Regions from separate parts of the Homo sapiens genome. Here all the other regions are linked to region 1. The links are chromatin loops, found by intact Hi-C in ENCODE. Cell type or tissue: mammary epithelial cell. All regions are shown on one strand. Links, peaks and the distances in the headings refer to the core of each region. The heading gives the core; the rest is flanking DNA. Region 1 overlaps ECT2L (epithelial cell transforming 2 like). Region 2 overlaps REPS1 (RALBP1 associated Eps domain containing 1). Region 3 overlaps ECT2L (epithelial cell transforming 2 like). Region 4 has its middle 72 kb from the start of TXLNB.

Region 1 (6,151 bases), core at 985-5,984:
AGTGCTAGAGATGAAAAGAGTCACCAAAGTCTTTGCTATCATGGAGCCATCATTCTAATGGGGTAGGCAGACAGCAAATAAACAAGTCCTGCATGTCACATAGTGTCAGGTGGTGTCAAGCGGTAGACAGAGAAGCTCAACATGAGAAAGGAGGGGAGAGCAGCTCCACACACTCACAAAATGGGAGTGAGAACTTCAAGCCAGTGGATGTTGCCTAATATAGGCCAATAACCTTCCCTCCATCCACACAAAAAAAAAGAGCTTTGGCTTTCTGCTTTCTCCCTTCCTTTTAAAACGCAATGATTTCCTTTTTTTTTTTTTTTTTTTAAGCATCATCCACCTCTAAAAACCATCCCAATTGCAAATGCTAATATTTCATACAGTTATCCTTAACCAGCCCATGCAGGTAGAAGGGCAGGAACATGTGCAGAATACTGGGCAAAGGGGAAGGAAGTGAAGATGACTCAAATTTCCAGACTTGCCTTGGATATTTAGAAAACAGTCGTTTTAGATACAAGTGTACACTTTCACTTTGAATACTCCCCTCTCCTCTCTGACAAAGATTCTCTGCTTGACCAAACTTTAGTCAAGCTTCTGAAACTTCCCCTTGGCCCACCTGTGCACTTCCTTATAAAATTCTGCTTTAGTAAAGAGCCCTGTTAAGTCAGTTTAGGAAGAACCCCCCACCCCCGGATATCTTGTCAGGTTCCTCATCCTCCACCCTCCCCCAGGTGTTGTCTGAGCACCCTGGCCTGTCATCAGCGAGAGTCCTGTTGGGTCAGTGTATTCAGATCCCCGCTTACCCCTGATGTTTCCTCGAGTAATTTTCCATCCATTGAGCCCCATCCTGCTCCTTGGCTATCCGCCCATGCTGCATTTGAAGTTGAGCCCAATCTCTCTCCCGTGACCCCATGCAGCAGTCCCTGTAGCTATCTCCAAGGTTCTCAGTAACGTCCGCCTTACTGTCTTCAGCAAGTTTCATTCGATGTTTTCTTCTTTAACCTCTTTACCATCTCCACACAGAAATACTCTCCTTTTAAATGGACATTCAGTAACTGAGAGTGACATGGCTGCTCTATATTTAAAATTAACCTAGGAGTATGTTGTCTCTGAAAAACTGCACACCAGATTGCCTCACAGATCACAGCTGAGACAGACGTCCTCAAGTGAGCCCTCACAGGCTGCGTGGGAAGAATGGAAGAGGGGGTAATGAAGTGGGAGAGGGGGCTGTTCTCTCTTAATACACCTTGGTGGATATTTTTCTGCCCTCCAACCCCATTTCAAGTCTGCTCTGATGGAGACAAGTGACGAGAGTGAATCCTTCATGGGCTGTTTATGATCTCACACGCACACGCACATACACACCTGGGTCAATGCATTCCCCCTCTAGGGAATGCAGTTGCATGAATGCTGCCCCACCCATCCAGGAAAGCTGCAAGTTTGAGCAGCTCTGGCTCTGGAACCAAAGGCCTTTGTTTGAGGAATTACCAGGCACTAAGCAGAGGCAATTCAAAACCGGTTCCACCAGTGTGGCAAGGGGACTGATTCAAACTCCTCACGGGTTTCTCTGAGTGTAACAGACACAAGCAGCCCAGTTTCCTTTAAGGAGTCACAGGAAAGGTCAACCTAGTCAAGTGGTAGGGGAAAGACATCACTGGAAACCATTAGTCATGTGGACGACACGGGGCCATAACATACCAAGAAAAGCCACAATTGAGGTATAAAGTTGCTAGGCATGAAAGACCAGCAGAGAAGTCTTCCCAGGAGAAGGGACATTTTAGTTTGCCAGAGGGATGGTTTAAGAAGCTAAACCTTTAAAAAATGTCTTAAATATCATAAAATTCCACTTAGGAAATCATCTTAAAACTTACTAGGGAATACTTATTAGGCCAGGAAAGAAAACTCTAAGATATTTGAATATATCTCATAGAGATTATGAATAATTTTTTAAAAGAAAATTGTGTTGACAGTTTCCACCAATATTGCAATACCCTGTTTATAACTGACTGAATTAAAACAAAATTATTTGGAAATTATAAAACCATCTAAAACAATGGCCTCTCTACCTTGAAAGAAAGGTATTGCACAAATATAGCCTAGCTTACATATAAACATTTCAAGTATTCAAATAATACTAATTTCTTTCATTTATTAATTTATTTACAGTTATTGGGTAAGCAAGACTACAGGAATAAATGATCCAAAAGAAATGCTTAATAATTAAAAATTGATTGCACTACCATTGGACCCAGCAATTCCACTCCTATATGTATAGCTAAGAGAAATAAAACATCTCTATGCAAAACTTGGACACAGATGTTCATAGCAGCACTATTTATAATAATTATTTACAATAATCAACTGAGGAGTGGATAAATAAAATATGGCACATCCATACAATGGGATAATATTTGGCAATAAAGGAAAGAAGTACTGACATGTGTAACAAAATGGATGAACCTTGAGAACGTTATAATATGTGAAAGAAGCCAGTCACAAAAGACCACATACTGTCTAATTCCATTTATACGAAAAGTCCAGAATAGGCAAATTTATAGAGACAGAAAGCAGATTTGTGTTTGCCCAGATCTAGAGGGATGGAGATGAGAAGTTACTGTTAATGGGTAGGGGGGTTCTTTGTGGGATGATGAAATGGTCTAAACTTAACATGTGATGATGATCACACAACTCTGTGAATGTACCGGAACCACTGAATTGTACCCGTAAATGGGTGATTTTTATTGTATGTGAATTATATCTCAATAAAGATGTTTAGGCCGGGCGCGGCGGCTCATGCCTGTAATCCCAGCACTTTGGGAGGCCGAGGCAGGCAGATCATGAGATCAGGAGATCGAGACCATCCTGGCTAACACGGTGAAACCCCATCTCTACTAAAAATACAAAAAAAGTAGCTGGGCGTGGTGGTGGGCGCCTGTAGTCCCAGCTACTCAGGAGGCTGAGGCAGGAGAATGGCATGAACCCCGGGGGCAGAGCTTGCAGTGAGCTGAGATCGCGCCACTGCACTCCAGCCTGGGCGACAGAGCAAGACTCCATCTCAAAAAAAAAATGTTTAAAGGAAATTTATACTAACATTCATGAAACTATGAAATACAGTCTGCTCTCTGAAGAAATGCTGCTGCTATCCAAAAACAAACAAACAAACAAAAAAAAAAAGTACTTTCACTGAACAGGTTAGTTTTATATTCTTGTCTCACAGAAAAAAGAATTCAGTTACCGGACAAAGGATGCAATTTCCAGTGACAAAAAGTCAGGCCTGAGTTAAGCTGCTTCAAAATATACCATAAGATCTCTAATGACCTCCAGTGGTCACAACTAAAATTGCCTGGTTTATGATACGTGAGCCTAGAACATGATGCACAAAGTGGTTATAAATGTGAGGTCTGGTCTGTTATTTTCTTATCTTGAAAGCTGCAAAGTTGGAGTAAAAAGAAACATAGCCAATGACTATCATAAAATGTCTTCCCCCTGATTTTTCAACATTGACTGAAGGGCCTGTTTATCTGTGCCCTGTCTTTGCAGCCTCTTTCAACAGAGCCAGGAAGATGCCTGTCTCCTTCCAGTGACTCCATGGGGAGAGTCCGTTAACAATCTGCTTTGCACCCACAGATGCAGGAGTAGCTGACAGGTGAGGAGGAGAGAAAAAATGGCTGATCAAAAGAGACTGGCAGGAAAACATGTAAGAAAGAACAGGAAGCAAGTACTCCACCTAAAATATGCCAATTTGATCATGCACCACTCTCAGATATTTTTGCTGGGTATCTAAGACATCCGAAGGTTACCCTCTCCTGCAACCTCACCACCAAGTTCTAGTGAAAGTACCTAACATCAAATGATGCCATACCTAGAGTTTTTCTAAACAAACATTAGTAAATAAGCCCAAACAACTTCACACAGTCTCCTCTGTAGGACTGATGAAGTCCCAGCTCTTTCTCCTCTGGGCAAAAGATTCATTCAAAAGGACAATGTTTCAGAAATAGTATTCTATTATTTTTACCCTCATTGTTGGCCTCGGGCTACCAGAAATCCTCCAGACTAACATAAGGCTTTTTATCTGGCATTGAGGGCTGGAAAACCATCCTGCCACGTACCTGCTACCAGCCTGGCTGGATTCTTCAACCACACCCAGGCAAGCTGGAGGGCTCTCTAGAATATTTCGGTCAGTCCACACATATCTTGAATTTCACGAAAGAGAATCCGTTTCTAACATTCATCTGGCTGGTTAACAAGCCACGGGTTGTTTTGAGAATAATGTCTGATATTTGCTATGCTAATTAGTAAAGTATCTAATAACTCAGGTATTGTGACCTTCCAATCTAGAGCTGGCTAATGACCCCTAGGGTATTCATTCCTGACCAGAACAGGAGCTGACCCTGGGCATAACTTCAACTCACAGATGTCACACCATCTGTGCTGAGTGTTTTAAAGTAAATTACAGACATAACATGAGGGAAGGGGAAGAAAGAGAAAGAGAACCCTCTTCGTAATCCTTGACTAGGGCTGTATAAGTCTTGCCCATATTCCTAAATGTTTCAACCACTGTCACTTGTCATATATTTTGTAGATCCATCCATTCATTTAATGATTATGCCTACCTATGTCCCAGACATCCATTTGCAATATATTGTCTGTCTGATGGTTCCAAGGAAAATTTAATATGCTAAGAGAATGTTAAAAATTCACTGACTGAAGCCATTGTGTTTTTGCCAACATGAAACAGTCCCACCATAGTATGAAAGCATTAAATCCTCCCCACGGCTTCACTTCAGCCTCAAGGCAAAAGCAGGCACTGGAAAAGTCTGTTTATAAACCTTAAAATATCAATTACCTTGTTTTTTTTTCTCCCTAGGAACAAAAAATCTCTTAAAGGTTATATAAACATTTATATACGGTTTTCTTTAAGAATCAATGTTAATTACATCATTAGGCTACATTTACCTTAATTGTGATTTAGTGCATCTTAAAAAAATTGCGAATAAGAATTCTTGACGTTGCTTGTTAGTCCAGAGGTCAAACCAATGACTTATAAGAGCCACTCTTTCCTGAAAGAGCTATAAGGGGGAGGGGAGGAAGTGACATTTGCTGTACAGTTCATTGTTTTTAATTGCTAAGCAATCTTTAGACAATCTACCAGCAACCTCACAGCTAATATTTGCAGAGTGCATTACAGTTCACAGAGCGCTTTCACATATAGAGAGAAAGGTCTCTCCTTTCAGGTTAAACTTTTTACCCAGGGATACTGACAGGCCCAGGCTTGTTGGGTGGGTTGATGGGAAAGACTGGCAGTGATGTAATTATAGAGGGGCCCAAGAAGGGCCTCTGGAAAACAAAGAGGTAATGATTCCTGGATCTTGTTTCTACCTAGGCTAATGTGGCCTAGGGAAACAGAGTCCACACATTTCATTTTGAAAACATATACGGGCTACACTCATTTAATTGTGAAAACAGAACCATTTGAGGTAGGTATAACTTCACTAACTCACAACCCTGGATCTTTATAGCACCCACCAAGATGAAAGTAAGTATCGCTAAATAGCCAACAGAGACATGTCTCTAGGGAAGACATACATTAAGGACCAGAGTCCCCCAAACCTGCGTTTCGGTCCAGCTTTGCTCAGATAGAGATAACAAACTCACTGTTATTATCATAGGTCAGGCTTTAGTCCCAGCCTGGTCTAGTCTCCTTCTCTGGTGAATGAGGCTGAACTCACAAGAGCACCCAGTTTGCCTTCTCTATTGCCAGAGCCACCATAGGCCATTAAATGACGACTTCCTGAATTACCTTAAAATAGGAGAGGCATCCCCAGGCCACATGGAACCATCCAGTTGGCACAGGAGGGAAGAGAGGATTACAAATACAGAGGAACACAAGCATGAATACTCCCAGCCCCCACCACCAAAATCACCTTCTCACCTCCTTCCCTATCTACAGCAACTGTGTGTCCTAGAGGTCTCTATTTTGTTCCTGGAGGTACTGAGTGGAAGGGGAGGCCATCTGGAGCCTCCCTTAAGGTAGGAGATGAGAACTGGGGTGAGAAGAGACTGTCTTTGGGACAAAGCTAAGTTTATTTTTGTTTAAACTGAAAAGCTAAATTCTTTAGAGAGTTTTTCTTTAAAAATGTGGCAACATGAG
Region 2 (6,151 bases), core at 387-5,386, 99 kb before region 1:
AGATCGGGAGCAATGTAACTCGTCAAAGGTCAGTATTTCTGTCAATGAAAAGCATGTTAAACTATCTTGCTGCGTTTTAATGTTTAAAACTATTTAGAACCAAGCACAAATGATTTTGTTCTCTGAAAGCTGTTAGGTTACTTTTTGATTTATGTAAAAGACAAGTAATTTTGATCCTTTCCAACTTGAATAGAAAAACAAAAAGAACCCTGACTTTCTAAATGGTATGTTGTGGAAGCTCTAAAAAGAGGTGATAACTTCTTGACGATAGAAGTTTTATAAGTCCTTTTTGTACCTAAACAACGAGAATCTGTCAAGTAATACATGTATAGCCTTATGGTAAGTACCAAAAGAATTCTGTGTTTTAAAACACCATCCAAAAGCACAGCCCAGTGGTGGGCCACCTCCCCACCCTGAAGTTCTGCGTTACATATAACCTTTCAGGCACAAACAAGAAGGGTGTGGGATAGGGTGGAGGAGGCTAGAGATTTGTCTGCAAGGGCTTTACCATCCACTAAAAGCTGTGTGCAGGACAGAAGCATCTTTCTCTCCTCACTTTTTGCACGTGTTGAGTATCATTTTGCTGTGTGCCCAGTGGATGTAGCGAGGATGCAGAATCTCCAAGCAGCTTAGAGTCAGAAGGCTGCTTGTCTTCCTTTCTGATTCTTCATGTAGTTCTTCCTGTGTTTCTTAGCATTCTCAGTCATCTTGGATTTTACTCTGCTGTTTATTCCCATATATGCAGATCAGATTACCAGAGGCCTTGGAGACTCTTTTCAGAATATGAAAGACTTTGGTAGCAAAGAAGTGAATCTCTAGGGCGAGTTGAGTTTGAGCATAGTCACCTCTAAAATGAGATGGCCTCTGCGGACACATGAAAGGGTACTTCAGCTTACCAAAATCCAGAACTTAATAGGTTGAAAGCTAACCATATCTGAAAGTAGACTTTCCTTTATACAATTATTTTTTTTCAGACTATTATTACTTTTAATTGAATGGGAAAGCGTAACACTAAGTATGCAGTCTATTATGAAATCATGTTGACAACTAAGTTTCTTTTCAAAATTTTTGAGGCCGAGCACTTCTGTAATCCTAGCACTTTGGGAGGCTAAGGTGGGCGGATCACCTGAAGTCAGGAGTTCGAGACCAGCCTGGCCAACATGGTGAAACTCCGTCTCTACTAAAAATACAAAAATTAGCCGGGCATGGTAGCATGCGCCTGTAATCCCAGTTACTTGGGAGGCTGAAGCAGGAGAATCGCTTGAACCCAGGAGGCGGAGGTTGCAGTGAGCCAAAATGGTGTCACTGCACTCCAGCCTGGGCAACAGAGTGAGACTGTCTCAAAAAAAAAAAAAAAAAAAAAAGAAAAAAAGAAATTTTGCTTAATAACTTTATTAAAAAAATTGTTAGCCACATAAAATAATCAGTTGTTTAGGGTACATCATAAACAGTGCTATCTTAATTTATTGTAACACTTACATACTTGAGTGTTGAGAAAATGTCATGCTAATAAGATCCTTTGCTGCTTAGCCAAGTGTAAATGTTTAAAAAGAAAAAAGCTCTGATATCAGTAGTATGACCAATTATCATGGGGTGAATTTTGCAGGTCTCATTCAGGAACGTCGCCTGATAACACTGCACCACCACCTCCCCCTCCAAGGCCACAGCCCTCTCATTCTAGATCATCATCTTTAGATATGAATCGGACCTTTACAGTCACCACAGGTAGGGGCTAGAGAACCATAATATACATTATCATTTAATTTTAAAGTTAATCCAACACACATACACATTTTATTTTTGTTTCTATTACATGTCTTTTAAAAATATTTATCTGGTCGAGTGTGGTTGCTCATGCCTGTAATCCCAGCACTTTGAGGGGCAGGCAGATCACTTGAGGTTATGAGTTCGAGACCAGCCTGGCCAACATGGTGAAACCCCATCTCTACTAAAAATACAAAAATTAGCCGGATGTAGTGATGCATGTCTGTGGTCCCAGCTACTCGGGAGGCTGAGGTGGGAGAGTCCCTTGAACCTGGGAAGCAGAGGTTGCAGTGAGCCAAGATTGCATCACTGCACTCCAGCCTGGGTGACAGAGTGAGACCCTGTCTCCAAAAAAAAAAAAAAAAATTATCTGAAGGAAAATTTTGGATTAAAAGACAGCAGATGAGAGGCAATTTCTTTTCTTAATGACTACTTAAAGTGTGTTTGAGTGCAAATAATGAAGATGGGAACCTGAGAGATGTCACAGGAAATTTTAAAAGAACGGTGTTGTGATATTAAGGGGTTGGGGGGGTGGGAACTGATAGGTCTCAATTTGGCTGATGAAGAAGAAGAGTCATAACTTACCCAGGTTTTTAATTTTTGAAGAACTGGCAGTATTGTTGTTACCTTGGTTAAAATAGAAAAGTTAGGGCAGAGGATGATGAAGTTATGTTTTAGTCACTGTGAGTTTAGAATGGTGAGGAAAAGTGAAGTGTTAAGTGAAAGGGAAAATTTGGAAGTTTTCATTTGATACCTAAACAGCAGTCAGAGATACACGAAGAAAATCAAGATTGTTTGCTATTATGGGAATAGGCAGGAGTATGCCAGGAGGGCTTCATGTAATAGAGGTAAGAAGCAAAGTGAGATCTGATGAAAGGCTGTGAGATTTGGTCTTTAGGTTACATACAGACCATGTAACAAGTTAGTACTTGCCTTCTAATACTTAACAAACATTCTTAGAAATCTTTATCATGTAGTCACATTCATTCAGCCTATTTCTTCTATTAACAAAGTGATTATACAGTTACTAAAAAGAAGAACTTTTGTATTCATGCAGGACAACAACAGGCTGGAGTTGTTGCCCATCCTCCTGCAGTGCCTCCAAGACCACAGCCCTCACAGGTAATTCTCCAAGGTATTTATTACTAAATGTCCCATGATCACTTTGCCTGCTAGGTATTTAATTCTATTCTCAAATTATTTGGAAGGTCAGGAATGATCTGTTGGTAATCTTTAATGAGCATTTAATTCAGTGAGGCTGAATCTCATTTTGAAAGATGCACATTTCAAGAATGATCTGAGTTATTTTTTGAAAGAGCCTTAAAAGTGAAACAAATGATAATGTCTTGACAGAGAAGAGTTTAGTGGAAACAACAATGGATTGGGAGATAGGAAATATCCATTAATGTCCTGGGTCTAGCAGTGACTCACAAAATCACTTCACCAGGCTGGGTGCAGTGGTTCACACCTGTAATTGCAGCACTTTGGGAGGCTAAGGCAGTAGGATTTCTCAAGCCCAGGAGTTCCAGACCAGCCTGGACAACATAGTGAGACCCCCATCTCTAAAAACAAAACAAAAAAATTAGCTGGGTGTGGTGGTGTGCACCTGTAGTCCCAGCTACTTGGGAGGCTGAGGTGGGAGGATCTCTTGAGCCTGGGAGATCAAGGCTGCAGTGAGCTGTAATTGCACCACTGCACTCCAGCCTGGATGACAGAGTGAGACCCTGTCTCAAAACAAAACAAAATACCCCTAAATAACCTCACTGCATCTCTCTGGATGTGTTTACCACATGAGTTAAGGAAGTATAATGACCTCTGCATCCCTTCCACATCAAAATTAGAGTGCTGTAGTAGACATTTATAAAATGCTTTGGGACAGCCTTAGTGGCTAAAGTTAAGGATCACATTATACATGAAATGAAGGAATGAGACTTAGCAGGGACTTGAAAGATAAAGTGGAATTTATTGGGGAAAAGGTATTCCAAACCGAAGGTATGACATCCACAAAGCGATGGAGGTTTGTGTTAAGCCTGGCACATTCCTCAGGGGAAAACAAGTTAGTTCAGCACAACAGGAGTAGATGTGTGGAGTGATGAGAAATGAAGCTGTCCATATCGTAGTAAGAAGGATAGACTTTTTCTTAGAGGAGATGAAGAATTTTTAAAGGGAAGAGACTTCAGATTTCTTTCTTTAGTATCCTTTACTTCCTTTGTCATAAAACATCTCACACTCTATTTTAATTTCTTATTTACTTATTCTCTTCTCCTGCTCCGGACTGTCAGCTTTATTAGAGTATAAGTGGGCCTCATTTGTTTTGTTCACAAGTACATATTCAGTAAACATATTTTTAGACTGAAGATGGAGCAGCATTGGTCTGGCTGGCAAAGGAGTGGAAGATGAATTGAAGGGAAGTGTTCCTGACATGTTGGGAGGATAGAGCAGTGGTTTTCACACTTTTTAGAGCAAGCTTTTTAAGAAACAGTGAAACATTAAAAAAAAATAACTTATTTAAGGAAGAAACTATTGTGCATTAGTCCAATTAAGAAAAAAACACATGCAAGTGGAGAATGGGGGTAGGGCCAGACCTACCCTCTCCTTCATTGTACTTTCTTTGCAATACAGTTTTTGAAAAAAAATATCTTTTTATTGGAGGTTTATCATCTTAATTTTTTTTTTAGTGTCTTAGCTTTTCACTTATGGTTTAATCATTTCTTTAGAGCTAAATGTTACTATAATACACCTCTCTGAACTTACAGATAATAAAACAGGTCATCTTTATATACTAAGTTTTCGAAGAAGAAGAAGATGACTCTGTGACACTGATAGGCTGATAGAATGTGTGTTCCTCTGTTCTGAACCATTGCACAGGCTCCTGGTCCTGCTGTGCATCGCCCAGTGGATGCCGATGGCCTCATAACTCACACTAGTACCTCACCTCAGCAGATACCAGAGCAACCAAATTTTGCAGATTTCAGTCAGTTTGAAGTATTTGCTGCATCAAATGTAAACGACGAACAAGATGATGAAGCCGAGAAACATCCAGAAGTCCTGCCGGTCAGTTTTCGAGGGCTTGGCTAATTTTCTGCAGGCAGTCACTTCCCATACCATGTTGTGTCAACAGAGCAGATATTAGAGGGGACATCAGTGAGTAAAATATTCCCTGGGTCAGTGCTTCTCATCTTTTTTATTGGCCTCCAATATCTGCTGGTTGCAGTGTAATGCTTACTAAGTATCAGAGTCTGGTGGGGGTGGGGGATTGATATCACATGCAAAGACACCACCGCCTGGCCGTGGCTAAAACGCTGCTTTGGGGGTTTCCATCTTAATGCTAAGCATCTGTCTGTGTGATTTGGTGAAGATTTCCCTGTCATAAGAGGCCATGGTTACCATAGCTCCACTCATTGCAACTTTTCCCCAAGGGGAATTTCACTATATGTAACTTTTAGATCTAATTACAACTTTAACTAAAAACAAATTTCAGCCAAACTTCTAATTAAAGCATTTAAAATTTGTATGAGAGTAAGTTGCCTTAGTTAAGCAAAGACTATAGGATACCAAAATTTAATATTCACAGTGTTCTAGGATATTCTATTGTAGTTCCAATGGCAAGAACCTCTCTAGGAATCTCTGACCTAAATTGCTGAGCATAAATGTGGAGTTGGAGAGACCAGAGGAATTCTGCAATCTCTTTCTTATAGGTCATAGCCATGGAAAATTTCCTACTAGCTCCCTTTTAAAACCTACAACTTTCTGCCGTGCCCATTAGGGGACTGGGCTGCATCTAGGAGGGTCAGAGTGGGCATGTAGAGGTGTGCACAGGGTACCGTACTCACTCCCCTGGGTGGATGCCTCCCTTCTCCCAACCACGAAGACTTCCCAGACTAACCACTTAGAGGTTCGGTGCAGTGGCTGCATCCTCACCCCGTCCTCCTCTCCCTCACACATTTATGACCTGCATCCTCGCCTGTCCTCCTCTCCCTCACACATCTATTACATAGCTGCATCCTCGTCCCCTCCTCCTCTCCCTCACACATCTACTACCTGCATCCTCACCCCATCCTCCTCTCCCTCACACATCTACTACCTGCATCCTTGCCCCGTCCTCCTCTCCCTCACACATCTATTACCTGCATCCTCGCCCCATCCTCCTCTCCCTCACACATCTGTTACCTGCATCCTCGCTCTGTCCTCCTCTCCCTCACACATCTGTTACATAGCTGCATCCTTGCCCTGTCCTCCTCTCCCTCACACATCTATTACCTGCTCTCCCATCTGCCTTTCAGTAGCAGAGAAGGCTCATTTAATAAAGTTCCTTCAAGTTTCTTATCATCATCTCAGTTTTCTTGTCAGAATATTTAACATTTTATTCTGATTTGGTACATATTCT
Region 3 (6,151 bases), core at 487-5,486, 74 kb before region 1:
TCTCTACTAAAAATACAAAAATTAGCCAGACGTGGTGGCACGTGCCTGTAATCCCAGCTACCTAGAAGCCTGAGGCAGGAGAATTGCTGGAACCCAGGAGGCAGAGGCTGCAGTGAGCCTAGATTGCACCACTGCACTCCAGCCTGGGTGACAGAGTGACACACTCTGTTTCAAAAAAATTATAAGGGGTACTAAGAGGCAAAATACACAGACTGAAGAGACAGGGCAAGCATCAAAACTAGGCTCAGATATAGTAGAGATTTTGGAATTATCAGAGCAGAAACTTAAATATGATTAATATGTTAAGGGCTTTAATGGAAAAAGTAGACAACGTGCAAGAACAGACAGGTAATGTAAGAAGAGAGACCAAAACTCTAAGAAAGAAAAGATAATACCAGAAATAAATATAACAGAAATGAATGCCTTTGGTGGGGTCATTAATACACTGGACACAGCTGAGGAAAGAATCAGTGAGCTTGAAGATATGTCAACAGAAGCTTACCAAGCTGAAAAGCAGAAAAAAGACCAGGGACAAAGTAGGGGTATCGGGTAGGGACCACCAGGGGAAAGAACAGAATATCCAAGTAATAGGGACAGTTACAAAAGGCAAATCATATGCATAATGGGAATACCAGATGAAGAGAGACAGAAGAAATATCTGGAGTAATAATGACTGGAGATTTTACAAAATTACTGACAGCAAACCATAGGTCCAGGAAGCTCAGAGAACACAAAACAGGATTTTAAAAAAAGTCTACATCTAGGCATAATACATTCAGATGTAGAAAATAAAAGAGAAAGTCTTCGTCATTTCAGAGAATACAAAAACATAAACCCACCTTACTGTCAACAAAGAGTCAAACTGTGTAAAATAGATTTATTCTGAGCCAAATATGGGTGACCAGGGCCTGAGTCACAGTCTCAAGAAGTCCTGAGAAAATGTGCCCAAGATGGTTGGGTTACAGCTTGATTTTATACATTTTACGGGGATAGAAGTTACAGGCAAACATCAATCAATATATGTAAGGTATACATTCATTTGATCCAGAAAGATGGGACAGCTTGAATTAGGGGCTTCCAGGTCATGGGGGGGATTCAAAAGATTTTTTGATTGGCAATTGGTTGAAAGAGTTAAGTTTATCTAAAGATCTGGAATCAGTAGAAAGGAGTATCTGGCTTTAGATAAGAGATTGTGGAGACCAGTGTTCTTATGTAGATGAAGCCTCCAGGTAGCAGGCTTCAGGGAGAATAGATGGTAAATGTCTCTTATCAGACCTTAAAAGATAACATACTCTCAGCTGAATCTCTCCTGGATCAGGAAAAGACCTGGAAAGAGGAGATTCTCTACAAAACGGAGATTTTCCCCAAAAGAGATGACTTTGCAGGGCCATTTCAAAACATGTCAAATAAATATATTTTGAGGTAAACTATGATTTATTGCAGGGTCTGCTATCTGCCATGTGATACTATACTAGAGTTGGGTTAGAATTTGGTATCTTACTTCTACAAGGAGTTCATTTTATCAGTCTTAAGATCTCTGTTTCAATGTTAATTTTGGTCAGTTGTGCCTGAATTCTTAAGGGAGGAGAGTATAATGAGGCATATCCAATCCCCCCTTCCTATCATGGCCTGAACTCATTTTTCAGGTTTACTTTGGAATCCCCTTGGCCGAGAGGAGGAGTCCATTCAGTCGATTGGGAGGCCTAGAATTTTATTGTTGGCTTCTATTACCTATAGAGGAAAAAGGATAAAAATTACACTGGACTTCTCTTCAGAAACCATGTAAGTAAGAAGAGTGTGGAATGAAATAAGGAAAGTGTTAAAAGAAAAAACCACCAACCTAGAATTCTGTATCCAGCAAAATTGCCTTCAAACAATAAATTTTTTACACACAAAAAATTTGAGAGAATTCATTGACCCTAGTAGAACATTAAGAAATGTTAAAAGAAGTTCTGCAGAGAGAAGAAAAATGATATAGAAAATCAAACTTATGTAAAGAAAGGAAGAGTGTTTGAGAAGGAATACATGAATGTAGAATAATCTAATAATCAAAAACTGGAATCATCATAGAATGTCTTCTACCAAACCAGTGTGTTTAGAATTGCTGGTTTGGTAGCTAGTTTCTTTCCATCATTGTAGCTGTTTTCTATTGCTACTGACCAAAAAAAAAAAAAAAAAAAAAAAAAAAAGATCAAAGAAAACAAAAATGTCATGACAATGAGAAAAGTGACATATTGTGTGATTTGATTTTCATTTAAGATCTAGTCTAGGTAAGGATGGAGGTGAGGGGACTGATTTCTTCCACCTACCCTGCTACCCTGTGCCTTTGAGGAACATTTGTTGAAATATTCATTGAAATAACAAATCAATTTTTATTACATTTATTGGAGTTGAACAAATTAAAGGAGTTAATTCCCCTCCCTTTGGTTGCTGTTTGCTGAATCACTCTTTGTCATTAATACTGAAAATCAAACTTATGTAAAGAAAGGAAGAATGTTTGAGAATAGAATTTTATTTGATTCTATTAATTATTTTGTTATTTATTTTATTTCTATTTTATTCATAGTTTGATGAACAGTTTTCTAAAGCAGATATCACCACACTATGGCCCACACCTGTTCTTGTAAATGAAGTTTAATTGGAACATAGTCATGTTTGTTCATTTATATCTTGTACTGTTTATGAATAGTGTATTACTTGTTATGTGTTGTGTCATTGATAGAGCTGCTTTTGTTTTACAATAGCAAAGTTGGGTAGTTGCCACAGATATCATTTGGCCAGCAAAATCTGAAATATTTACTATGTGAACCTTTACAGAAAAGTTTGCCCATCCTTGTTCTAAAGGAGTAAAGGGGATACTAATTTATAAAAATTAGCATCCTTCCATCTTTTTTTTCTTACACTACTCTGAGCATTGTGCAAACTAAATACTGTAAGGTCTTTTTAAAAACTGACCTCAATAACTATCTGAGGATAATAAATTGGTCCTCTCTTTCTTACATTTGAGCAGATCATTGGTGTGAAAATCCCACAACACTTGGAGCTTAGCTAAGTAGAAAAGTGGCCGGGTGCAGTGGCTCATGCCTGTAATCCCAGCACTTTGGGAGGCCAAGGCAGGTGGACCACTGGAGATCAAGAGTTTGAGACCAACCTGGCCAACATGGTGAAACCCCATCACTACTAAAAATACAAAAATTAGCTGGGCATGGTGACGGGTGCCTGTAATCTCAGCTACTTGGAAGGCTGACGCAGGAGAATAGCTTGGAGGCGGAGGTTGCTGTGAGCCGAGATTGCGCCACTGCACTCCAGCCTGGGCGGCAGTGAGTGAGACTCCATCTCAAAAAAAAAAAGAAAAAGAAAAAAGAAAAGTGACCAACCTTTAGAATGCCTGCTTATGTGGAGTTTGTGGTCCTGGCAGGGACAATTTATTTCTCCCATTCTATCCAGTAGCTGGCTGGAATGTGAACATGGTGATAAAATACCCTACACTATCTCAGAGGGAGTCCTCTGTAACTTTTCAGTCCAATGCATAGATTCATTTCAAACCTACTGTGTCAGACATTGTACTGAATGCTGGAGCTACAGGATGAGTAAGACAGTCACCTGCTTGGAAGGTGTCCACAGCCTTAGGATAGTTAACTATTGTTTACCTTAAAGAGAAACTTATTTCTTCATCACAGCAATGAAGTTGGGCTACATCTTGTACCCTAATCAGATATCTGTTTACTTCTGATAGAGTCTGTAAAATCAAAAACAAAATTAGAAGTACATATAAATTTTTTTAAATAAAATTACTACTGCAAACCATTTTATATCTCAGAATATGCAAATGTTAACTAAAACACAGTTCAAGTATGAAAAAGTGAATATTTTCACTGTTTATGAAACAGGTTTTCTTAGAAAGACCACAGTATTGACAAAGAAAACTATATTTAAGGGGAAAAAAGTAATCTTTGTCAAAGTTTTAAAACTGCTGACATGATAGTTTTATTTGTAAGTGCTTTCCTAATATCAAAAACAAAGTTGGGGGTTGGGGGATAAGAAGGTAGCTATTAAGAAAAAGAAGTAGGCTGGGCGCGGTGGCTCATGCCTGTAATCCCAGCACTTTGGAAGGCCGAGGTGGGTGGATCACCTGAGGTCAGGAGTTGGAGACCAGCCTGGCCAACATGGTGAAACCCTGTCTCTATTAAAAATACAAAAAAAATTAGCCAGGTGTGGTGGTGCATGCCGGTAGTCCTAGCTACTTGGGAGGCAGGAGAATTGCTTGAACCCTGGAGGCAGAGGTTGCAGTGAGCCGAGATCGTGCCACTGCACTCCAGCCTGGGCAACAGAGTGAGACTCCATCTCAAAAAAAAAAAAAAAAAGAAAAGAAAAAGAAGTGAATGAATTGGTACAGAATAAGAAGTCAAGCCTTTATATTGATCTAGTCATGGGGATGAGCTCTTGGTGTGAACAGTGATCCAGAGAGAGTTTTGTAGACTCTGAGTTTCAAGAATTTGGATCTTTGCAAACCAATCAACCTCAATTATCTTTCCCTACAAAATGTCCAGACCAAAATTATGACAAAACAACTTCATCTTGCTTCCCCAATTTGACTAAATAAAAATAACATTTCTAATCAATTGATACTTTAATTCAACGTAACTCACATCCTGAGCTCCTCTTATGTGCCAGACATGAGAAGGCAAGTAAATCATAGCTCACACATGATGGAGCTCCCAGTTTCATGAATAAAGGATTGCAGTAAAATGTAACAGGAATGTTCAGGATGCAAAATCCCTACAAAGAAGCCGCTGACAGCTGGAAATGCTGGGGGAAACTTTGCAAAGGATATGATGATTGAACTAGATTTTTATAGAATGAATAGGGGTTTATCCAGTGAAATAGGAAAGAAAAGCAATTTCAGAGAAGAAAGAGTATGCACAAAGCACAAATGTGTGAAAAGAGGTTAACATTAGAGAATCGTGAGTGGATCTGTGTGGTATGATTATAAGGAAGTCAGGAAAACTGTAAGAGATAAGGGAGGGTGGGGCCAGATGAAATTCTATAGGTTAACACGTCGCTAACACAGGCCTTCTAAAGCTTGTTCAGATACCATCAGGGTGCAGAATCCTGCACCAGGTATCATATGCAGGGAGATAGAAAACAAGTAGAACATGGCTGGGCGTGGTGGCTCACGCCTGTAATCCCAGCACTGGGAGGCCGAGGCGGGCAGATCACAAGGTCAGGAGATCGAGACTATCCTGGCTAACACGGTGAAACCCCATCTCTACTAAAAATACAAAAAATTAGCTGGGCGTGGTGGTGGACACCTGTAGTCCCAGCTACTCGGGAGGCTGGGGAAGGAGAATGGTGTGAACCCGGGAGGTGGAGCTTGCAGTGAGCTGAGATTGTGCCACTGCACTCCAGCCTGGGCGACAGTGTGAGACTCGGTCTCAAAAAAAAAAAAAAATTAAAGAAAAGAAAACAAGTAGAACACATGGCCCCTTTCCTCACAGGGCATTGTGATCACAGTAATACCAATAAAGGAGCAAAGACTGCCAAAAAGTTATGGGATAGGGGCAAGCTCACTTGTGCCCCTTCTTATAGAGCAACCTTGCAGGTAACAAGGATGTGAAATGGGAGAGCATGGCAGTGCCTGGCACGTAGCAGGCATTCCACAAATACTAGCTGCCTTGGGATCTGTAGGTCTCCTTTTGCAAAAGACTGGAGGTTGTATTCATGAGCATGAGATACAGCAAGTTCCTAAGAATACATACAGGGCATCCCCAGATGATTCTCTGTATATCTGACAGATGATCCTTCATAGTGATGTTTTGCTTCATCTAGGGGAAAAAAAGTACTTTTAGGCAAACTAAAATTGTGACATTTTTATTCATAAAAGAAATAGATTAAAATATTTTATGGCGCTTGATACAGGGCTTGGTATTTTCATATGTTATAATAGAAAGTTTCAAATTTCTGGGCCGGGTGTAGTGACTTTCGTCTGTAATCCCAGCAATTTGGGAGGCTGAGGTGGGCTGATGGCTTGAGCTCAGGAGTTCAAGACCAGCCTGGGCAAAGTGGTGAAACCTCATCTCTACACACATTTTAAAAAAGCCAAAAAAAGAGCCAAGCATGGTGGCGCCTGCCTGTGGTCCCAGCTACTCAA
Region 4 (6,151 bases), core at 414-5,413, 400 kb before region 1:
CACCCAGGCTGGAGTGCAGTGGCGCAATCTCGGCTCACTGCGATCTCCACCTCCCGGGTTCTAAGCGATTCTCCTGCCTCAGCCTCTGGAGTAGCTGAGATTACAGGTGTGTGCCACCAGGCCCGGCTAATTTTGTATTTTTAGTAGAGACAAGGTTTTGCCATGTTGGCCAGGCTGGTCTCAAACTCCTGACTTCAGGTGATTCACCTGCCTCGGCTTCCCAAAGTGCTAGGATTACAGAAGTGAGCCACTGCACCCAGCCCATTGTAGATTTTTATATGTCTCCATTTTGTTCTATCAGGTATTGTCTTATTATTAGGTGTATAAAAATTTATACTAGCGATATCTTTATGTTGGATTGGCCACTTTATTATGAAATATCTATTTTTATCTGTAGTATTGCTTATTGCCTTAAAATCCACTTTGTGTGATATAAGTATGAGCTTATATAAACATGATATAAACATGATATAAGCTGATATAAACATGAGCTTTCTTGTGGTTAATATTTTCATGCTGTATCTTTCTCCACACTTTTATTTTCAATTTTCCCAAATTATTTGAATTTGCAATATGTACTTCTGTACAATATAGAGTCTTGTTTTATGTTGTTTGCTTTATCTAGTCTGACAATTTTTGTCTTCTAATTAGAGATTTTGATTCATATGTATAAAATTAAACTCACCACCTTGCTATTTATTTTATACTTGTGCCATCTGTTTTATGTTTATTTTTATTCCTTTCTTTTTAAATTTTTTTGGACTTTGGATTATATATTTTTATTATATTCCCCTCTCTGTTAGCTATTTTTAGTTATTCAATCTTTCCTTAAGCTTTTAGTGGATACCATAGGCATTTCAACATTCATCTCTGACTTATTAAAGTCTAATGAAAAATATTATTTTGCCACTTCCTGGCCAAAGCAAAGCCTTAGAACATTTTAACGCCATCTAATCCTTTACTCCTATCTTCTGATTCATCATCCAGTTTATGATCATTCTCTCTTCAATTATATCTAAGCCACTGTTATACCAATCCATTGAGTTCTTAATTTCAGCTATAATATTTTCCAGTTTTAGACATTGTATCTTATTTTTTTATAGTTTCCAGTTTTCTTGTACAATGCTCTATCTCATCATTTAATTTATTGAATGTACAAATCATCATTATCTTAAACTCCACGTCCGATCATTGCAATATCTGGATATCTTAAGTGTTTTTTACCTTGGTTTTCAGCAATTTTGCCTAGAGATATACCAGATATTTTTTGTTCGAATGCAGGGCAGTTTCTGGAGAAAAAAAAAGAAAGAAAGAAAAATGGAGATGATTTAAATCTCTGGAAAGTGTTATCTTCCTGAAGAGAGTACTTATTTTAGCTTCCAGCAGGCAGTTAAGATGGAACCAATTATCTTACCCAATCATAAACTGAGGTGATTTGAAGTTGGGCTTCAGACTTTTTAGGGAACTTTATTTTCTGCAGTGTAATTGTTTGAGGGTCCCAACTAAAAGCATGGAGTGTTTGCCAGGGCCCTAAACCATTAACTAGCTCTAAAATCCAATTTTTGTTTCTGATGCCCCATGAAACTGTGGGATGCTTTGCTTAGCGTCTCATCCTCTCAGTCACAGGTTGCATATTTGCAAGAGCGTTCAAGGGGAAAACCAGTCCCAATGTTACTTCATTTCTCTTTTTGCTTTTCTTGACCATTTCAAGTTTTTGTTGCCTAGCTAGCTCTCCAGTGCCTTCCAACAGACATTCTACCTGTTTTATCAAGTTCTCCTAGTTCTTGGATGCAGGGTTACCCTGCAACAACTGATTCTACCCTTACAAGAAGCAGAATTCCCATCCAGCTTGTCTCTTGAGCATCAATTTCATTATCTTGAGATTCTGAAGATGCATCGTATTTCCTTTGAGCTCTAGTATTTGGGCTCTATGATTTCGGCTCCTCTGAGTTTCTGTTTTATTTAAGAGCCAGCTATGGAGGACCAGGTTTGTTATTTTAGCTAAGATTTTGACCTTTATCATTATCTGATATAATGCAAATATTAAAGGTCAACCACGGTTGAAACTGGGCAAGTAAGTTTTATCCTATGTGCCAAAGAATCTGTCTGAGACCAAAACTGGTCTGGAAGGAAAGTGTGCCACAATAAGTTAATAACGCCAACCCTAGAAGGAGGGGAAGGGGCAGCACATATGCCAGGCATTTGTCAGACGCAGATATGATGACACACATATGGATCCAGCTCTCCGAGGAGCTACTTTGTATCCACTTAAATTTGAGAGACTCATGGCTACCTCACTCCTGCCTCCCTTTGGATGGTATACAAGGATTCACTAAAATGGCAGATATTCACCCCATAAACTAAAGTACTAGCAAAAAACAAATCCCAGTGACTTGTGGTTTCCCATCACTTTGTGTGAGAAGTTTGAATTAAATAGAAATTAAATAGTCTGTTCAGGCTTCTATAACAAAATACCATAGACGGGGTGGCTTACAAACAACAGAAATTTATTTCTTGCAGTACTAGAGGCTGAGAAGTCCAGTATCAAGGTACCAGCAGATTCAGTGTGTGGGAGATCTGCTTCTTCATAGACAGCCATCTTCTCATGGTGACTTCACATGGCAGAAGGGGCAAAAGATCTCTCTGAGGTCTCTTCTATAAGGGCACTAATCCCATTCATGAGGGGTCCACCCCCATGATCTAATTATCACCCAAAGGCCCCACTTCCTAATACCATCAGTTTGAGAGTAAGGATTTCAACATATGAATTTGAGGGGGACACAGTCAGTCCATAATATCAGTTGAGATTCAGCTGTCAGGAAATGAAGGGTAATTACGGTGACCATATTTTCTAAACCGCAAGTGAAAATGCAGTTGGACAAAGCCTAATACTCTTATATCAGCAAGAAAACAGAACATTAGAAATCAAGACTGACCAGGAAAAGCCAGCTCATAGGTATAACAAATATAATTCTGCCACCAGTTCAAGATACTCTAGATTTTTGCTGACTTGGTTTCAAGATGGGTCTTTAGAGAGTTTTCCATATTGATGAGATTTTCCAGCCCAGAGTTATAAGAAGGAAAGGCCTGCCTGCCGTCTCAGCCTCCCAGCTGCTCCCAGACACATCTGTGGGGAACCAGATAACTGACTCCTAACCTGCTTATTTTAGCCCAGTGGCTTCGCTTCCTGACGTCTCCAGTCTCATGGTCACATTCCAAAGGCCCTCACTCTGAAACTGCCTGCAAGCAGGGACAAACAGCAGCAGCTGCCACCGCACTGATAATGGGTTTGTGTTGCTGCTTGCCCAGAAAGGCTGCTTTGAGCTGATGATTTGCATTCCTGCTTGCCCAAACATACAGCCTCCGTGCGGCTGCCAGCTTCTGCACAGAGAGAACAGCAGTGCCACCTACTGAACCGCTGGAGATGTAGCCAGTGACTTGGTCAGCTCAGGCCTGCTTGTCACTAAATCTGGCAGGACTGTATACCCAGCAACTGGACTGAAAACCACCTTTGTACAGTGATTAAGTAGGCCTCCTCTTCTGCCAACTTGAGTGATTGTTTACCACTGTTAGGCTGAAAAAGTCTCAAGGAAGTTTATTTTTCTCTGAACAAATGAAACCAAATTGCAGTTGGGATCCAGGCTGTATCCCACTTCAGTGAGAAATGGGCAAGCCAGCAATTGTGGAGTTGAACATTGAATACAATTAGTGAGTACTTACCCTGTGCTAGACAGTGGGTGAGGCACCGGGATAGAAGTATGAATGAACTACACTAGACAAGCAATAGAAAGATAACGAACCTATACCAGTATTCCACAATTGACAAAATATACTCAAAGAACTCAGCCACAATTTACACCACAGAGAGTATATCTCCAGGGATGGAATTTGGGGGAACCAGCTTTCTATTTTCCCATGGGTTCCATTGCTGCTGTTGCCAAGCTGAGATCCAGAAGCCATGATGACTTCTTCAATGGTTTTTTGGGTTTTTATAAATCATCAATTAACAAATAATATTATGGAATCTTTTTTTTTTAGACAGAGTTTTGCTCTGCCACCCAGGCTAAAGTGCAATGGTGCAATCTCAGCTTACTGCAACCTCCACCTCCCAGGTTCAAGCGATTCTCCTCCCTCGGCCTCCCAAGTAGCTGGGATTACAGGCATGCTCCACCATGCCTGGCTAATTTTTTGTATTTAGTAGAGACAGGGTTTCACCTTGTTGGTCAGGCTGGTCTCGAACTCCTGACCTCAGATGATCCACCCACCTTGGCCTCCCAAAGTGCTGGGATTACAGGTGTGAGCCACCACGCCTGGCCTATATTTGGAATCTTCTTCACAAAATTGCTGCTTTGCAGATGCCCTAAGTATCTGCTTGGCCTTCCTCTTGGAAAATCTTACCTGGACAACTCTCAAAGTGCTAAATCTTTTTGCAGTATTCACAAACTCATCTATGTGTGTTAATAGCACATTTCTGACAATTATTAATAAAGTATATTTTATATGTTTTTGGTGTCTAATAACATCAGAAAACCTTACTTAAATATGTGCATACATACAAACGTACTTGTACTTGCTTATGTAAGTTAGTAATTAAGCACCCTATTAAGTCGAGAACCCAACACATACTGAATTGGTCACACATTTGCTGCTGAGCAGCAGAAGCTGAACACCCTAAAGGGGACCCTACCATACTGAAAGACACTAATGCTTCAGCCACCGTGTACAGCTGCCATCCAATCATAGTCTAATGAGTTATGCAGGTGTGACTCCTCCTCTAAAAGGAGAGACCAGGTAAATACAAATTATTGGAAATGGGCAAATCAGTGTCATGTTGGACACAATGTTCATAGCTTTAAGACTGATTGCAATATTCACAAACTAAGCTAAAATTTCTTTTTCTTTTTTTTTTTTTTTTTTTTTTTGAGACTCTTGCTCTGTCGCCCAGGCTGGAGTGCAGTGGCATCATCTTGGCTTACTGCCACCTCCGCCTCCCAGGTGCAAGCGATTCTCCTGCCTCAGCCACCCGAGTAGCTGGGATCACAGGCAACTGCCACCGTGCCCGGCTAATTTTTTGTATTTTTTAGTAGAAACAGGGTTTCACCGCGTTAGCCAGGATGGTCTCGATCTTCTGAGCTCGTGATCTGCCCTCCTTGGCCTCCCAAAGTGCCAGGATTACAGGTGTGAGCCGCCACGCCCAGCCTAAGCTAAAATTTCTTAAACTACTACTGTGAAAATTATATGTGAAGCAGGATGAAGCAGACGTTAATCCTGCTAAAGTGTCTGGTATTTTACTATGATTTTAGTTTTGAAGTGGGCAATAATTTAAATATTATGCATTAAATATTTACATTAGCTCTTATTTTCACTCATAAATATTCAGTTGTCATATTTCCTACACATCCCGACTCCCTTCTTTTTGCAAGCTTCTGTGCAAAGTGGCTTTGCAAACATGTTTCCACTCAATCTTTCAGCTGCTGACTTCATAGATTTTTCTTATATGACTTATTCTTTGATTCCCATGATGCAGTCAAAAGGGAGGTTTTCAAGTACTAAATGTGTAAGCGCAAGGCTGCTGTCAGCTGCTACAAGTCCACATTTAGCCATTAGGTCTGCTGCTAGGAGAACAGGCACACACCACCCTGGACATCTCTCAGAACCTTCCACAAAATTCTGAGACCACTCCAGGCCTCATTCTCGCCAAAATACCTGCACGGTTCTAAGGATAGGCATTGTAGCTTATCTAGGTCCCTTTGTTTGAATTTTTATTTTATTTCAATAGTTTTTGGGGTACACGTGGTTTTTTGTTATGTGGATAAGTTCTTTAGTGGTGATTTCTGAGATTTTGGTGCATCAGGTACACCCGAGCAGTGTACACTGTACCCAATATGTAGTCTTTCATCCCTAACCCCCTCCAACTCTTCCCTGCAAGTCCCCAAAGTCCATTATATCATACTTATGCCTTTGCATCCTCATAGCTTAGCTCCCACTTATAAATGAGAACATATGATGATTGGTTTTTCATTCCTGAGTTACTTCACTGAGAATAATGTCCTCCAGCTCCATCCAAGTTGCTGCAAAGGCCATTATTCCGTTCCATTTTATGGCTGAGTAGTATTCCATATTGTCTATATACCACATTTTCTTTTTTTAA

The links. Peaks named below come from ENCODE experiments on the same cell type or tissue, not always from the same donor. Only the 100,000 strongest peaks of a DNase experiment are listed, where the experiment ranks them.
Region 2: it touches region 1 in a loop (6-fold over the local background); 11 of 110 quality-filtered maps call a loop at or near these places.
Region 3: it touches region 1 in a loop (3-fold over the local background); 3 of 110 quality-filtered maps call a loop at or near these places.
Region 4: it touches region 1 in a loop (16-fold over the local background); 22 of 110 quality-filtered maps call a loop at or near these places.

The regions. Positions count from the first base shown.
Region 1 is chr6:138,813,409-138,819,559 of GRCh38, reverse strand. It overlaps ECT2L (epithelial cell transforming 2 like), which reads right to left. Exons shown (of 22, transcript NM_001077706.3): 4 at 4,957-5,069. Among named protein-coding and RNA genes, the nearest start is that of ECT2L, 20 kb to the right of the region's middle. In mammary epithelial cell, for the core only: a CTCF peak has its summit at 3,320 (motif pointing left); DNase peaks (open chromatin) are centred at 1,539 and 3,289; H3K27ac peaks cover 2,205 bases.
Region 2 is chr6:138,911,432-138,917,582 of GRCh38, reverse strand. It overlaps REPS1 (RALBP1 associated Eps domain containing 1), which reads left to right. Exons shown (of 20, transcript NM_001286611.2): 13 at 1-28; 14 at 1,607-1,725; 15 at 2,822-2,886; 16 at 4,633-4,818. Among named protein-coding and RNA genes, the nearest start is that of REPS1, 74 kb to the left of the region's middle. In mammary epithelial cell, for the core only: no CTCF peak of the experiment used is centred there; no DNase peak of the experiment used is centred there; H3K27ac peaks cover 1,065 bases.
Region 3 is chr6:138,886,531-138,892,681 of GRCh38, reverse strand. ECT2L (epithelial cell transforming 2 like) reads right to left here. Exons shown (of 22, transcript NM_001077706.3): 19 at 5,760-5,825; 20 at 3,651-3,739. LOC107986650 (a long non-coding RNA gene) reads left to right here. Exons shown (of 2, transcript XR_001744381.2): 2 at 1,647-3,807. Among named protein-coding and RNA genes, the nearest start is that of ECT2L, 94 kb to the right of the region's middle. In mammary epithelial cell, for the core only: no CTCF peak of the experiment used is centred there; a DNase peak (open chromatin) is centred at 3,581; H3K27ac peaks cover 381 bases.
Region 4 is chr6:139,216,636-139,222,786 of GRCh38, reverse strand. It overlaps a transcript of TXLNB not described here. Among named protein-coding and RNA genes, the nearest start is that of TXLNB, 72 kb to the left of the region's middle. In mammary epithelial cell, for the core only: a CTCF peak has its summit at 3,407 (motif pointing left); a DNase peak (open chromatin) is centred at 3,316; H3K27ac peaks cover 581 bases.